2 separate regions of the Mus musculus genome follow, and region 1 is linked to region 2. A link is a loop called in an ENCODE intact Hi-C map of the cell type or tissue named here. Cell type or tissue: heart. All regions are shown on one strand. Each heading gives the region's core, and the rest is flanking DNA. Links, peaks and the distances in the headings are about the cores only. Region 1 holds the start of Zfp703 (zinc finger protein 703). Region 2 holds the start of Hgsnat (heparan-alpha-glucosaminide N-acetyltransferase).

Region 1 (6,735 bases), core at 1,635-5,634, 1.0 Mb before region 2:
CCCCCCCAAATTGTTACATTTTTTTTTTGTACAAAGGGAAAAAAAAGAATTAAAACTTCACATGGAATGAAACAAGATGGGGTGGGAAGGAAAAGGGAAGATATGCAGTTTTAACAGTTAAGACTCATGCAAGAGACTTCCCAAGATGGGGGAAACTGAAAGTGTAGGACCCCAACTCTTCCTTCATTCCTTAACACCAAACCAGTCAAAATCAAACAACCCAAAGCCTTAAAACATATACCCAAGAAGAAGAAAATAAGCAAAAGAAGGGAGAGGGGTGGGGGGAATCATGGAGTTACCTGGGTGGTTAATATTATTATTTGGGGGAGACAGACTTTTTGCATACCACTGACTCATGTGGTCATTAATGCACTTATGTTCCCAGCTTGTAAGCTAACATTATAGTAAATAAATACACAGTCCGGTGGGGGAGGGGCTGGGCTGGATCCTGGTAGGGGTAAGCGGTAGTGGAGCTTGCAGCGTCGAAGGCAGTGGGACGTGAGAGGAAGGGGTGGGTGGGGAAGGGCTGGGAGGGGCCAGAGCTGTGGTTACTGGTATCCAAGCGCAGAGGCGGAGGCTAGTCTCTGTCCATACAGTGCGTATGGCGAGTAGTAGGGTCCGGCTGTGGGAAGGGACGGCACTGCCAGGCCCCCAGCTGTAGATAAGTGGCTCTTGCCATAGGGGTGGTATCGGCTTAGCCCCAAAGTGTGTGGACTCCGCAAGGACAGCGACCCGGGGCTGCCTGGGGCAGCGGGCGGGGGGAGATGCAGGTGACAAGAGGCTGCGGCTGCAGCGGCTGCAGCGGCACTGCCCAAGCTCGACGCCCCGGGGTAGGCGGCCAGAAGTTTCTCTGCGCCCGGCAGGGCTGTGTGAGTCCGTAGATGGCTGAGCAGCTCCTCAGAGGTGGCAAAGCGCTTGTCGCAGGGCCCGCTGGCCGCCACCCAATTGCAGCTGTGTGGCAGCGGTTCGTTCTGCAGCATGAAGCCATAGGTGTAGAGAGGATGGCCCGGGAGAGCGGCCTGGGCGGCGCTGGAGGAGAGCGCCGCAGGTTGCAAGGGGTGCCCCGGGTACACCAGAGGGTAGCCACTGGCCTTAAGGCTGGGCCCGGTCGGATCGTGCGCGCTGCAAGTGGAACAGCTTGAGCCGCCGAGGTGCGAGGCGCTGTGGTAGCCTCCTAGACAGTAGGGGTCACGGCATAATCCCTGCAGGAAGGAGGGTGGGGAGGCCCCCGTGAGCGGGCTGGAGCTGGGGGGCTTGCCTGGTGGCAGGCCCAGGCCCCCGGACAGCTGACCTCCCACCAAACCAGACTTGCTAGGATCCAGGCCAGGAACGAACTGAGACGGGTAGCCGGCGTAGGCGCCCACGATGGAGCCGTGGTAACCGATGCTGGAGGGCGGTAGTGGGAACACCGAGTGGCCTGGTTTGTAGGGTGACACTGGAGCCACGTGGCCCGCCCCCACCAGGGCGGAGGGCGGCTCTGACTTGCGCCCCGATGCGGTGGCTTCCGGGCCACCGTGAGCCGAGTCCCCGCCGCTACCTCGGCTCCCAGCGGCTGGCTCGGGACTGGGTTTGGCTTCCTGCTCTTTCTTGTCCAGTTCGCCGGCCCCGCCGCCGCCGTTCTTGCAGTCTGAGTGGTGTGGTGAACCTCCGCGGGAGCCGCCGGGAGAAGACGAGTTTGATGAGGTGGAGACCGATGCCCCGTGCGGGGGAAAGGGAGGGCAGGCGGCGCTGGGGACCCTGAAGCCCGCCTTGTCTCCGGGGGACGAGGAGGACGAAGAGGTGGTGGAGGACACCGACGAGGAGCCGCTGTCTTTGCGGGAGTCGCCGCCTCCGGAGCCCTTAGAGTAGGGCTTGAAGCTCGACTTGTCCTCCGCGGGGGAGTCCCCCAGCTGCTTGAGCGCCGCGGCCGCGGAGGCGGCGCCGGGGGCGGAGCGGCTCGGGTCTTTCTCGGATCCCAGCCCGTTGGCCGCCGCCGCCGCTACGGAGTTGAGCTTGGATGAGGGCGGCGGGTCGGGCTTGCCGATCTGCGAGCAGGTCTGGGCTAGCAGAGCCAAAGGACTCTTCTTGGCGTCCAGCTGCGGGAGACAGTGGCAAAGGGGAGGGAGAAGGGGGTGAGACTGGGAGACTCACTAAGCGCGCGCGGAGAAGCTGAGCCGAGCACTGTGGGCGAGCGAAGGGAGCTGAGCGAGGAGGGTCACGGAAGGAGGGCCTGGCTCTGGCCGAGTAGCTGGGCGGAATGACACTTGCCTTGTGGGTTAGTCCCCGAGTGTGACATGGGCGCTGGCGCGCAGGAGAAATGGCTCAACCACAGCCCTCCCGGTTAAAGGTGACTTCTCTGTAATCCGGATGGTGATTCGCCCCTTTCCAGATAATTTTCCCATCTTTTTGGGCCAGGGAAAAACTTAAGCCTTTAGTTTGGGAGAACTTCGTTTGGGACGGGTTTCTGGTGATGGCGCTCGGTGTAAGAGCAGGGAGAGGCGCCTTCTAAAGGCAGAGCCGCAGTTGGCCCTGTGAGTAGCCCCTCCCTCTCTCCTTCCCTCCCTTTCTCCCTCCCTCCCGGGGAGGACACCCAGAGAAGTAAGATGAAGAAAGACCCAGGATCCCGAGTGCCTGGTTGTCTGCACTGTGCCCCTAAACAGACGGGGGAAGATGCAGAGGGACACCGGGTGGAGGCGAGGGAGGCCCAGAAGCCGTCTTTGGACAGGACTCTAAGGGGCCAGAGGAAAAGTAAAGGACTCTGGGCACCATAAGAGCAAATCCAGTCGGTTAGAAAACACGCAGCTCCAAAGGGCGACTGGGCAAAACCCTTCCACCCATGAGTCTAGGGAGAACCTGGGCGGGCGGGGAGGGGGGTGTCTGGTTCCTGCCTTCCGTCCCTCCTCAGGAGGTCCGCCTGCGTGGCCAGCTTCGGGCCTCGCGTCGCTACGGGAGGTGGGGTGGGGTGGGGGGTGGTGGAGGGAGCAGAGCCATGGGCCCAGCATGGGTGGAGGAGTGGGGTTCAGTTCTGGGTGGGCAGCGCCCGGAGACTGACCTCAATTGGGCTGACGGGTGTGGAGGACAGCGGTTGCAGGTACTCCGGGTGCAGGAGGTGACCGGTGTGAGCGCTCAGCATCTTCAGGACCCTGATAGGGAGCCGGTTCGCCTGGCGCAGGGGGTCCGCCGGGGGCAGGAGGGACACCACTGCCGGCACCGCCGGCCTCTTCCCGCCGCCGCCGCCGCTGCTGCTGCCGCCGCCGCTGCCGCTGCTTTCGGGTGTCCTTGGGTTAGATCCAGCGGGCGAATCGCTCATTTGGAGGAGGCAGTGCCACTGGGGGGGCGGGGAGGGAGGGGAAGCTCCGGGAGGCGAGCTCCCGGGGCGGGTGGGCTCGCTCCGCTGCGTCGAACGCCGTGCAGCAGCCGCTGCGCCTCCGTGCCGCCTCCCCTCCTCCACCGCCGCCGCCGCCGCCGCCGCCGCCGCCGCCGCCGCCGCAGCTAGCCCAGGCGAGCAACACAAAAACCTTCGCCTTCCGCGAGCTGCACGTCAAATAGCCGCGATCTGCAGCCACACTTCAAAGGGATCGCCGCGCCCGCCCAATCGCAGCTCTCTCCCGGACCCCGGGGCGGGGAGAGCGGAGGGCGGAGGCGGGCGCCGCCGGTGGGCGGGGAGAGTCTTAAAGCGCCCTAGCCGGTCGCCGCCTCCCGGCCTTCGCCCAGCGCTGGATCTGCTCCCCTTTGCGGGTTGTGCCCGGCTGCCCTAGCCCACGGGTCACCCAAGGGACGGGACTTCTGGACACGGGCTCTGTGCCCTCTCCTGTTGCCTGCTGCTTCCCACTAGTGTCTAGGGTGGAGACCGGGGTGGGAACGCAGGGCGCCTGCTCCGGTCCTAGGATCCAAGCCTCTCCCCGGGACCGCCGGGGGGCGGGCTACGCCTCGGGAGCTCGGCAGCTTCTCCGAGCTGCTTCGGCCGGTTCTCTTTCCCCTAATTGGCCTCTCCCGGATGTGTTCACTTGGAAGCGCCGAAGCCTTGGGGGCATCCACTATTCCCTGGGCGCTGCCTGAGCCCTTCCAACTACTTTGAGCCTGTCCAGTCAGACTGGAAGTGGAAGGACTCCCTTCCCGGTGAGACGGTCTAGGTGAAGCGTGGTTGAAGGTTTGGCTCCCTGGCCAGGAAGCGTCACCTCAAAGCTCCTGGAACGCCCCCAGGGGCGCTCTGAATTATAGATCGTGTTTGGTGTGTTTCAGGGTTCTTGTCCCGTTTAAAGTCATAAAGCTACCTCACTGTGCTGTGACGAGCTGAGCTGCCGTTTGGCGGCGACGTGGTTGGAGGTAGCATCAAAGTAGAGGCCGATGTCCTAGAGGAGGGGGGGGGTCTCAGCATTGCAGGACGACACAAACTCTAGAGACTGCCCCATTGGTTTCCCCTCCGGCGAAATTTCGAAATAAGACCTTTTTATTAATAATAACAGTACCCTCTCGGATTCCCCCAAGCCTTCCGGAAAAAGTACGTATTTACACTTGGCAGAGATTTTTACATAGTCATGGTCCTGACCATAAAGTTCTAGATCCTTGGCTCAATCGACTGAGCTTGGTCCTTTGTGCCCCAGCTCTGGAGTGACCACTTTTGCGTGCCCTCAGTGGCCAGTGGAGGCGCGCTGGTGTCGCTGTTCCTTTTGAATACCCTTTTCCAGTCGTGATTTGTCAGTCACTCTGACCATCAAGTTCTGACTTTGTAGGAGTGTTACCCAGGACTATCTGGTTCTGACTGCCTGATGCTGACTCACGGTTGTTTTTTTTTTTTTTTCCCTGACTCTGATATCATTGACTCAACACAACGTGAGAGCAAGAGATTCCAAAGGGGTCGTCAAAGTGAGCGGAAGGAGCGAATCATAGAACAATCATGAACTTCATGATGTGCAGGAGAGAAGGCGGCAGGCAGCTTCCAAGGCCACATCCGTCATACACAGAACTCAAACTCTCCCTGGAGCCACAAGGTTTGATAAATAAATGTGCATAGGTTTCTCAGAAATTACCCGACTGTCCCTTCCCTCTCTTTAGATCTTATAAATTTAGTGAATAGCCAGAGATGCCCTGACTCTGATGATATGGTCCATATTGCAGCAGGAGGGGCAAGAGAATGAATGGAAGGGAGGAGGATTTTCTCATTTATTTTATAGTACAAAGTTTTACTCTCTTCCCGCAACTCCCATAAGCTCAGCTCATGCCAGCCTATGCCTTCTGACCTCATGGTCATTGCGAACACTTATCTGTAAAATTCTACTCCAAGCTGGGTCTGCAGCCTCGTTCTTGTAAATGCAGCACCCAGGAAGCTGAGGCAGGAGAGTCACACCATGAATTTGAGACCAGCTTGGCATACCTAGTGAGTTCCAGTCTAGCTTGTGCTACAGAGTGAGACCCTATCTCCCAACAAACACAGTCCACCGCGATTGAAGGGTTACTTCAACTTAACCCAGGCCTTTGGCCTTTGGGAGAGAAAAGAGTGGAAGAAGGATGGGTTGTAGAAGCGATGGCCTTTGTGGATATGTTGGAGGAAAAACTGGGAAGAAGGTAGAGTTTGGAGACAGAGACAAAAGTCTCCTGGGTTATTGTAACCAGTCCAGCTGGGGGCGGGGTGGGAGGAGAGGGAGGGAGAGAGAGAGAGAGAGAGAGAGAGAGAGAGAGAGAGAGAGAGAGAGAGCCAGCCTAGAAACCATTCTAGGAGCAGAGCAGATGTGTGTTAGAAATGATTAATGGGAAATAAGTTAGAGGGAAAGAGAGTAGACACTTAGGAATGTGGGTGGGAAAGAGAGGGCAGGAGGCTGCAGAAAGGACGGTGGAGTATTTTTATTTGGAGAGTAGAAAGATGTCAAATGAACAAAAGGAAGAAGGGGAGCAGACAGGATGTCCCGGCTGGGCAGGCTAGGGTGCAGGCGATTTCCCCACGGAATGATACATTGTCCTTTTAAGAAACTTAGTTCTCTAAGCTCAGAGCAGTTAGCATGGACAGGGCTAATGGTGCCAGGTGCCAGACGCCAGGCCTGTTTCCTGCTCCTGTACAGTATGTAGGACACACACACTCCACAGCACACACAGAGGGTAGGGACAACTCCTTGGGGGTGCTGGTAAGGACAAGAGAGCTTCCTTGATTGGATTGATCCAGTTTCCTTGTGAGAGAAAAATTAAAAAAAAAAAAAAACCAAAACACCGTGAGCTAGGCCCAAGGCCTAATTAAAACACTTGCAGAAGAGTATTGAGATTGCGATTTGACATTTACTTAGCAAAATTGTTACCCCATACAGAGCACGACACTGGGCCTCAGCCGCCTAAAAGGAAGTTCAGTTTTCAAAGGAATGGCTTGCCACCTGGGTGAGAACATGACTCATTAATCAACCCGGACCCGTGTTTACTGAGGGCCAGCTGTGGGCAGAGCATTGCCTTAGGAATGTGGTTGAAAAAAAAAAGACCCTGTTAAAAAAAAAAAAAAACCGGTTGCAGTGCAGGGGCATACAGCGCATGTCCTTCCCTCACAGAAGTGTGGCAGATGCAGAGGACCTCATTTGTCAGCCCTTCGCTGGTTACCCTGGAAATGACAAGCAGTGGTTTACCTAGGACAGGGCTAGAGCTACTTGAAGCTGTTTCTAGGACACTGGAGTGAAGAATGGGCTGCCTGTTAGTCCTTTTTCTGTCTAGCACGCAGGGTCTTGCTATGTAGCTCAGCCTGGTTTAGGACTCAAGATCTCCCTAGTAGGAACTACAAGC
Region 2 (6,735 bases), core at 1,876-5,875:
CTCCGTCTTCTGTACCCCGTGGCTGATTGGAGGGTGAACTTGCAGGGTATCTGAGCTGGCCCTTGAAGCACACATGACCCCGTTCACTCGGGGTTTACAAAAACTCCCCCAAACCCATCAGCTCAAAGACATTAGCACGTGTTGACAAGGACATGGAGTAATTGGAACCCTTGCTATGTTGCTCGTGGGAACTTAACAGTGCAAAAGCATTTTGGGAAAACTGTCGGGCAGTTCCTCACACGCCCCTGCAGTTAGTCCTTCCAAGGATAAACCCAGGAGGATCAAAAACTTGTTCACATTATCCGTTAACACTGGTGGCACAGTTACTCAGAGTAGACAAAAGGTGAAGAATAACCCAAATGTTGGTCAATAATAAAGTATACGTATATCCATTTAATGGAATTATTCAGCCTTAAAGAATGACATGCTGGTGCATGCATGCTATAGTTCGCCTTGAAAACACTGTGTGGAAGAAGCCACTTACGGAGGACAGCATGTTGTGTAATTGTATTGGGAACACCCAGCGCTAAAAACAGAAACGGGAAGGTAAGTGTGTGTGAAGGGGAAGAGGAATTGACAACTGGAAGTGATGAAACGTGCTGAGTGTACACAGCGGGAGATTTTTACGCAACTCTAGCAGGACTCACTATTGACTTGTACTCAAAGGGGAAAACCTTCAAAGGTAAAACCACAGAAGTCCACCTGCCTCTGCCTCCCAAGTGCTGGGATTAAAGGCGTGCGCCACCACCACCTTTTTTTTGTTTGTTTGTTTTTCGAGACAGGGTTTCTCTGTGTAGCCCTGGCTGTCCTGGAACTCACTCTGTAGACCAGGCTGGCCTCGAACTCAGGAATCCGCCCAGAGTCACTCTTTATTTCCATAGAAAAGGCAAAAGTGGGGTTGACTAGGAAAAGCCCCATAGACTCATGTGTTTGGATACTTGGTCAAAGCAAGTGGTACTATTAGGAGGTGTGGCCTTGTTGGAGTGGGTGTGGCCTTGTTGGAGGAAGTGTGTCACTGTGGGAGCTTTAAGGTCTCCTATACTCAAGCTATGCCCAGTGTGATACACAGTCTCTCCCTGCTGCTTGCAGATCAAAATGTAGAGCTCTCAGCTCCCTCTCCTGCACCATGCCTGCCTGGATGCTGCCATGCTTCCCACCATGTTGATAATGGACTAAACCTCTGAAACTGTAAGCCAGCCAGTCCCGATTAAACCTTTTCCTTTATTAAGAGTTGCTGTGGTCACAGGGTCTCTCCACAGCGATGAAACCTAATTCAGTGTGCATACGCTTTAACACGATTACAAGTTCTCTAAGATCAGTTTTGATTTTCCTCTGATATCTATTTTTTTCCTCTGTAAGTGTAATTAAAGACATCTAATCATTCCTACTATAGTAATCACAAACTCCATGGATTTGCAAAGGTTCCTTAGCAATTTTTTTCCATTTTAGTATTTGATCTTTCTTTCTTTCTTTCTTTTTTTTTTTTTTTTTTGTCTGAGTACTGCTTGACCGAGTGTGAGATTCAAGTGTGGATATGCAGTGATCCTCTGGCCACACTTGTGAGCAGCCACACCTTCCTACAGTCCCTCACTGGGAGCCGCCTCCTGAGCCCTGCTGTGTAACCCACCTACCTTCCCTCCTTTCACACTAGAAGCTGAGAGCTCTTCTCTTCTCTCTGGGCAGAGCTTGTGGCAGGGGGAGCTCGGCAAGCGATGCTATCACCTCACTTTTAATTTCCCCCCAAGTGTTTGGGCAGCATGGAGGAGCAGCAGGAGGCAGCCATAGGCTCCTTCTCCTCCTCCCTCCTCCTCCTCCTCCTGTGATACAATCCTCAGGTACAGCACTCTTAACCCTACCAGCAACCCCCTCCAGAGGTTGGTATGAAAGCTCTCAGCATGGGAACTGGAACTCTTGGATTTCACTGAAATCCTCAATGCTTTCTTAGACTTTGCTGGCATCCAGGGTCTGCAGATTTTTTTTCCCTGTGGTTCCTTAAAACTTTTTATCTGTTTAAAATTCTCTGTTCTGTCTTCTCATCTCTGTCCTTTCTTTCTTTGGTCACTCTTGAAAGGCTCTCAGTTGCTTCTTGATTCTTCGGAGGGGAGGCAGCCACAACTCTGGTTGGTTGGCTGCTCTGCACAGTGAGCAAGAAGAATCCACTTGAGAGAAGCCTTTCTTGTGTCTGAGGCTGTAACACCAGAGGCAGTAGTGCAGAGACACTCACCGTGTGCTGGAGCAGCCCGGAGTTTTGGGCCCATCAAATCCTTGCCTCTTAGCACCAGTTAGCCTCTGTCAAATACTTGGCACCTTGATCTTCCAGGTTGACATCAGTCATACTGCCTTTGTATTGGGACTCTAGAATTATCAAGTAGTTCAAATGAAGCATGTTAGAATGATGCAGGGTGTACCCGTATACCTCTTTACTACCCAGCCTAACAAGGACGCTGCCAGTTGGAGCCCGCCAGGACACTGGCATGACATTTTGCTCTCTCCCTCCTAATCATTGCTTGAATATAGCATTTATCTTTCCATTTGTAAGAAATATCAAATATGAATCTTTTCTATCAATACAAAACATGTTTAGGACAGGGAATTTAAAAAAAAAATTTAATCTCCCCCACCTTGTAAGACTTTTATGAGAATGTTTTAATCCTCCCTACCCAGTAAACCCTTTGGATTCCATAAAGGCCCACTGCACTTATTTTAGGAATTTAACAGCCTGGAGCAGTGACTCTTTTTTCTTGAGTACAGCGAGACCTTTCCTCTTCCTCCTTCATTTCCTGTGGGCCAGTCTTTTTCAGACTAGCTAAATGGATAAGATTGTGAAGTCGGGCTCTAGCCACTCCCTGAGCTATAATAAAAACCAGATTCATTTCTATCTCGCTGTGTTTAAGTGTGACACACAGAGCACACCCTTGATCGAGAGGAAAGTAGTTTGCCTTGTCCAGACACTTCGGGTGCAGTGATGGTCTCTTTCTTTGTGACCCAGAACATATTTCTAACATATTGTGGGGGAGTCCACCAGAGAAGACTACTTGGATATGGGTTTAAGCCAATAGGAAGTCCTTATTAGCTGGTGAACTCTTTAGCACAACACTATACCCTGTGTTGCAATACTCTAGTTAAAAAGAACAGTTAGCCAAAAGCCAAAACCAAGGTTATTATCTTTAGAGACTTTCCCAGAACTATGGGTTTTGATGGATTTAGGCCTTTGTTTTAGTTTTGGTGGGTGCTACATTTTATATGCTGATTATAGAACATGAATGGGTCTTTCACTAAGGCAGTTGTGCTCCAGTCTGGGGATCCATTACAAAGAAATATTAAGAAACATGTTCAGAACTGGATTCAGTGACATTGGAACCTGAAACTTTTCAGCACAGGGTGTTTTGTTTTGTTTTTTCTTTTTTCCATTAAATCTTGGGATCCATTCTATACGTTATAATTTTGACCACTGTTGTGTTTAGTAACAAAAGAATGTGATTCTTTAAATGAGGTTGCTGGTATGTTTCTTTGCATAGTTGAATTTGTAAATGAGTCCATCAAAAAAAGTAAATAAACTCATTACAAAGCTAAGTGCAACCAGTTTCCCCTTCATCATCCTATGGAAGCCTCTCACAGGTGGAAATGGGAAGATCTGTTGTTCATTTCCACTGCTGCATGGCGCGATGCTGTCTCGTTGACGGCCATTCAGATTGCCCACACGATTTTGCAACTACAATTTTATTACAAACATCATGCCTGCCCTCTTTCGCGTGTGATGGTTTCTCCCGGAATACAGACAGCAGTGTGGTTTATAAGGTCCTCATCCCTGGACACCTTAAACTTCCACAGACTGGCAGCAACCTGTGCAAGGCCAGAAACAGGAGACCTTTTAAGGGGTGTATCATTCACTCTAGGTAGTGAACGCCCAGAGTTTGTGCGTGTAAGGGGGAAGCTCTGTAGTCATTTTTACTAAGGACTCTCCTAGAAGGTGAGTAACACGTATCTGTACGTTGAAAGGCTAAGATGCAAGAATTTAGAACGTTCAGGGAATGGTGAGGGAGTGGATGACTGGGAAAGCAAAGACCACTCTTTTGCGGTTTTCTCCCGATGGGACAGAAACACTGTGCAGAGGGTAGAAAACAGCCTGGCTGCCCTCCTATGGTGGACACTAGCTGGACGCATGCTTTCCCAGCTGGGCGGGGCTTAGGAAGCTTCCGCGGGGCGTGCCTAGGAGGGAGCGGCCCCGCCCTCTCCCCGCCATCCCCTGCGGGACAGGAGCGGTGACGCCACGGGAGCGGGCGATGACGGGCGGGTCGAGCTCGCGCAGGCGCCGGGCAGAAGAGCGCAGCTCGGCTGCGGGGACAGAGCGCAACTCCCGGAGAGAGGCTGTGGGAGGCATGGGCGCGGGCCCGGCGCTGGCAGCGCTGCTGCTGGCCGGGTCGGTGCTGAGCGCCACGCTGCTGGCCCCCGGCCGCCGGGCGGAGCCAGGTGAGCGAGCGGCCCCCACGGCTAGGGGTAGCGGGGACCGTGCGTGGGCCTGCCCCGGACCTCCCCACGGCCCGCGGGGCGCAGGACTTGAGCGTCGCGCCCGGTCCACGCTGGGGTGGACCGCAGTGCCGGCGTCGCAGGAGCCGCGACCCGGGTCTGGCTTCCCAGGTTCAGTTGAAGGACCTTGGGGCTGGGTGCTCTGTCCGTCTCCGAATTCACCAGGGGGAAGGGTGAAAAAATAGGAATTCTGGGACTTCTCTTGACTCAGGTCTGAAGGTTCATAGGGTCCCGCAACTCCATTTCACAAACTCCTATCGAGAGGATAGTTTGGGTCGAGGACTGAGGCAAGTGAACACCCACTTCTACCCCAAACCCCCACCCCTTACCTTTATGCATTGTTTGGGATAGGGCCTGTCACCTGGCAAGGTATGTCACCTGCCTTTTTCCTATCCATCTCATCCCCTTTTCTGTATAGAAATTGGAATGTGGTGCCTGTGTTGAACACCCCTTCAGCTTCCAAACTTTAAAAAAGACATTGAAACAATGCAAAAAGCACGAAGAACGGTGTGAGTTACAATTTGCAATTACAACCCGTCCTTGGGAGGAGAGAGTTAAAAGAAAATCCTGCTGAGTTTGGGGTCTGGCCAGGGTGTTTGAACTTTTCACTGCTGCTCTTATTTGAAGCTTCCTGGGGGGGCAATTCTGACGTTCAGCTAGGCCTGAGGGACTCTACATGCTCCCAAATTATATAGTAACAATGTCAAGCTCTTTCTGAGCCTAAAACCCACATGGCAAATCTAAGCGTAAAACATACTACTAAAGACTAAGAAGTAGAAATCCAGCCATTCTGTCCAGGAAAGGATGCTGTTGTATAGGGTGAAGAGTAGTTGCACAGGGAGTTACTCTCACTGGAAAAGGAAGACTGTCAAGAATGAACGGTAGGTAGCCTGGATAGATGACTCCAGCTTAAGAGAATTGGCTGCCCTTTGATACCACCTACCCATGTCAGGGCACAACCACATATGACTCAAGTTCTAGGGGTTCTGATGCCATCTTCTGGCTTCTTTGGGTACCAGGCACTCATGTGGTATGCATACATACATACATACATACATACATACATGCAGGCCAGGCACCCAAACACATTTTAAAAAATTAACAGGAGGAATGAAAAAGAAAATTATGACAGATCAAACAAATAAACAAGCAAACAAAACCCCTAAGAATACCTAGGTTTAGGAAAGCCGTTAAACGAATATTCCAAAACTCACAGGATATGTAAATGGCTGTGGTGAGCTTTGGGAGGACATGTTCAAATTGCTGTTTTCTCTTTATCCAGCTGAAAGATGAGGGAGAAATCCAAGGGCTGGTGGAGGCCGGAGGGACAGAGCAGATACGCTTGCGTCCTTTCTGGAGTGTGGTAACCTAGGAGTTAACTACTGCCCCTGACTGAACTCCACTCCTACCTACCTCCCAGCAGGTCGGACCTAAAGCAAGTTGGTTGGTCTCTCTAGGTCACACAGTGGTGCCTGCCTGGAGCACCAGCTACTTGGGAGACTGAGGCAGGAGGATATCTTGAACCCAACAATTCAAGGCCAATCACTGCAGTGCAGAGAAGTCCCCACAGGAGGGGGAAAAAAAGACTAATCTATCGTATAAGACTGTTAGGATGTGGCACACAGTAAGACAGTCATCCTTACCAGCTACGAGTCTATGATCTCTGCAGATGTCATACTCCAGCCCCACCGAAAAGGACTGGAATTTCACAGTACTTTTGAGATGGTATTAACATTTTTGAAAAGCTATTTTTGGGGAAAAAAAATCTTTGCTCACAGATGTTCATTCTTTTTTTTAAAGACATCTTTTTTTTAAGTTTTATTTATTTATTTTGTGTATAGGAGTACACTGTCATCAGACACATCAGAAGAGGGCATCAGATCCCATTACAGATGGTTGGGAGCCACCATGTGGTTGCTGGGATGTGAACTCAGGACCTCTGGAAGAGCAGTTGGTGCTCTTAACTGCTGAGCCAGCTCTCCAGCCCCAGAAGTTCATTTTTAAATGCTGTGTGTGTGTGTGTGTGTGTGTGTGTGTGTGTGTGTGTGTGTTTGTGTGTAATGTAAATGTGTTGTCAAGCCTAACTCTGCTTGAGTTGAGTCCCTGGAGTCTATGTGGTGAGAGGAGACACCCCAGTCCTAAGTGAGTGCCAACTTAATGATGTCATCAAGCAAGTACCTCTTGATTGAATGCTGGAGCAGGGAGTCT

Evidence for each region. Hi-C counts contacts between places; a loop is a spot of excess contacts. Peaks named below come from ENCODE experiments on the same cell type or tissue, not always from the same donor. Only the 100,000 strongest peaks of a DNase experiment are listed, where the experiment ranks them.
Region 1: a loop joins it to region 2, with 13 times the contacts of the local background. A loop is called at or near these places in 2 of 42 quality-filtered maps.

The regions. Positions count from the first base shown.
Region 1 is chr8:26,973,908-26,980,642 of GRCm38, reverse strand. It overlaps Zfp703 (zinc finger protein 703), which reads right to left and starts at 3,307. Exons shown (of 2, transcript NM_001101502.1): 1 at 3,032-3,307; 2 at 1-2,075. The coding sequence starts at 3,289. The coding sequence ends at 549. It overlaps Gm39150 (a long non-coding RNA gene), which reads left to right and starts at 4,728. Exons shown (of 4, transcript XR_001778540.2): 1 at 4,728-4,970. In heart, for the core only: CTCF peaks have their summits at 3,674, 3,876 and 4,610; DNase peaks (open chromatin) are centred at 1,972, 2,532, 3,602, 4,622 and 1 weaker place; H3K4me3 peaks cover 3,090 bases; H3K27ac peaks cover 3,401 bases.
Region 2 is chr8:25,974,260-25,980,994 of GRCm38, reverse strand. Hgsnat (heparan-alpha-glucosaminide N-acetyltransferase) reads left to right here and starts at 4,251. Exons shown (of 18, transcript NM_029884.1): 1 at 4,251-4,470. The coding sequence starts at 4,284. It overlaps Pomk (protein-O-mannose kinase), which reads left to right. Exons shown (of 5, transcript NM_029037.4): 5 at 1-391. In heart, for the core only: a CTCF peak has its summit at 4,185; a DNase peak (open chromatin) is centred at 4,244; H3K4me3 peaks cover 1,710 bases; H3K27ac peaks cover 2,203 bases.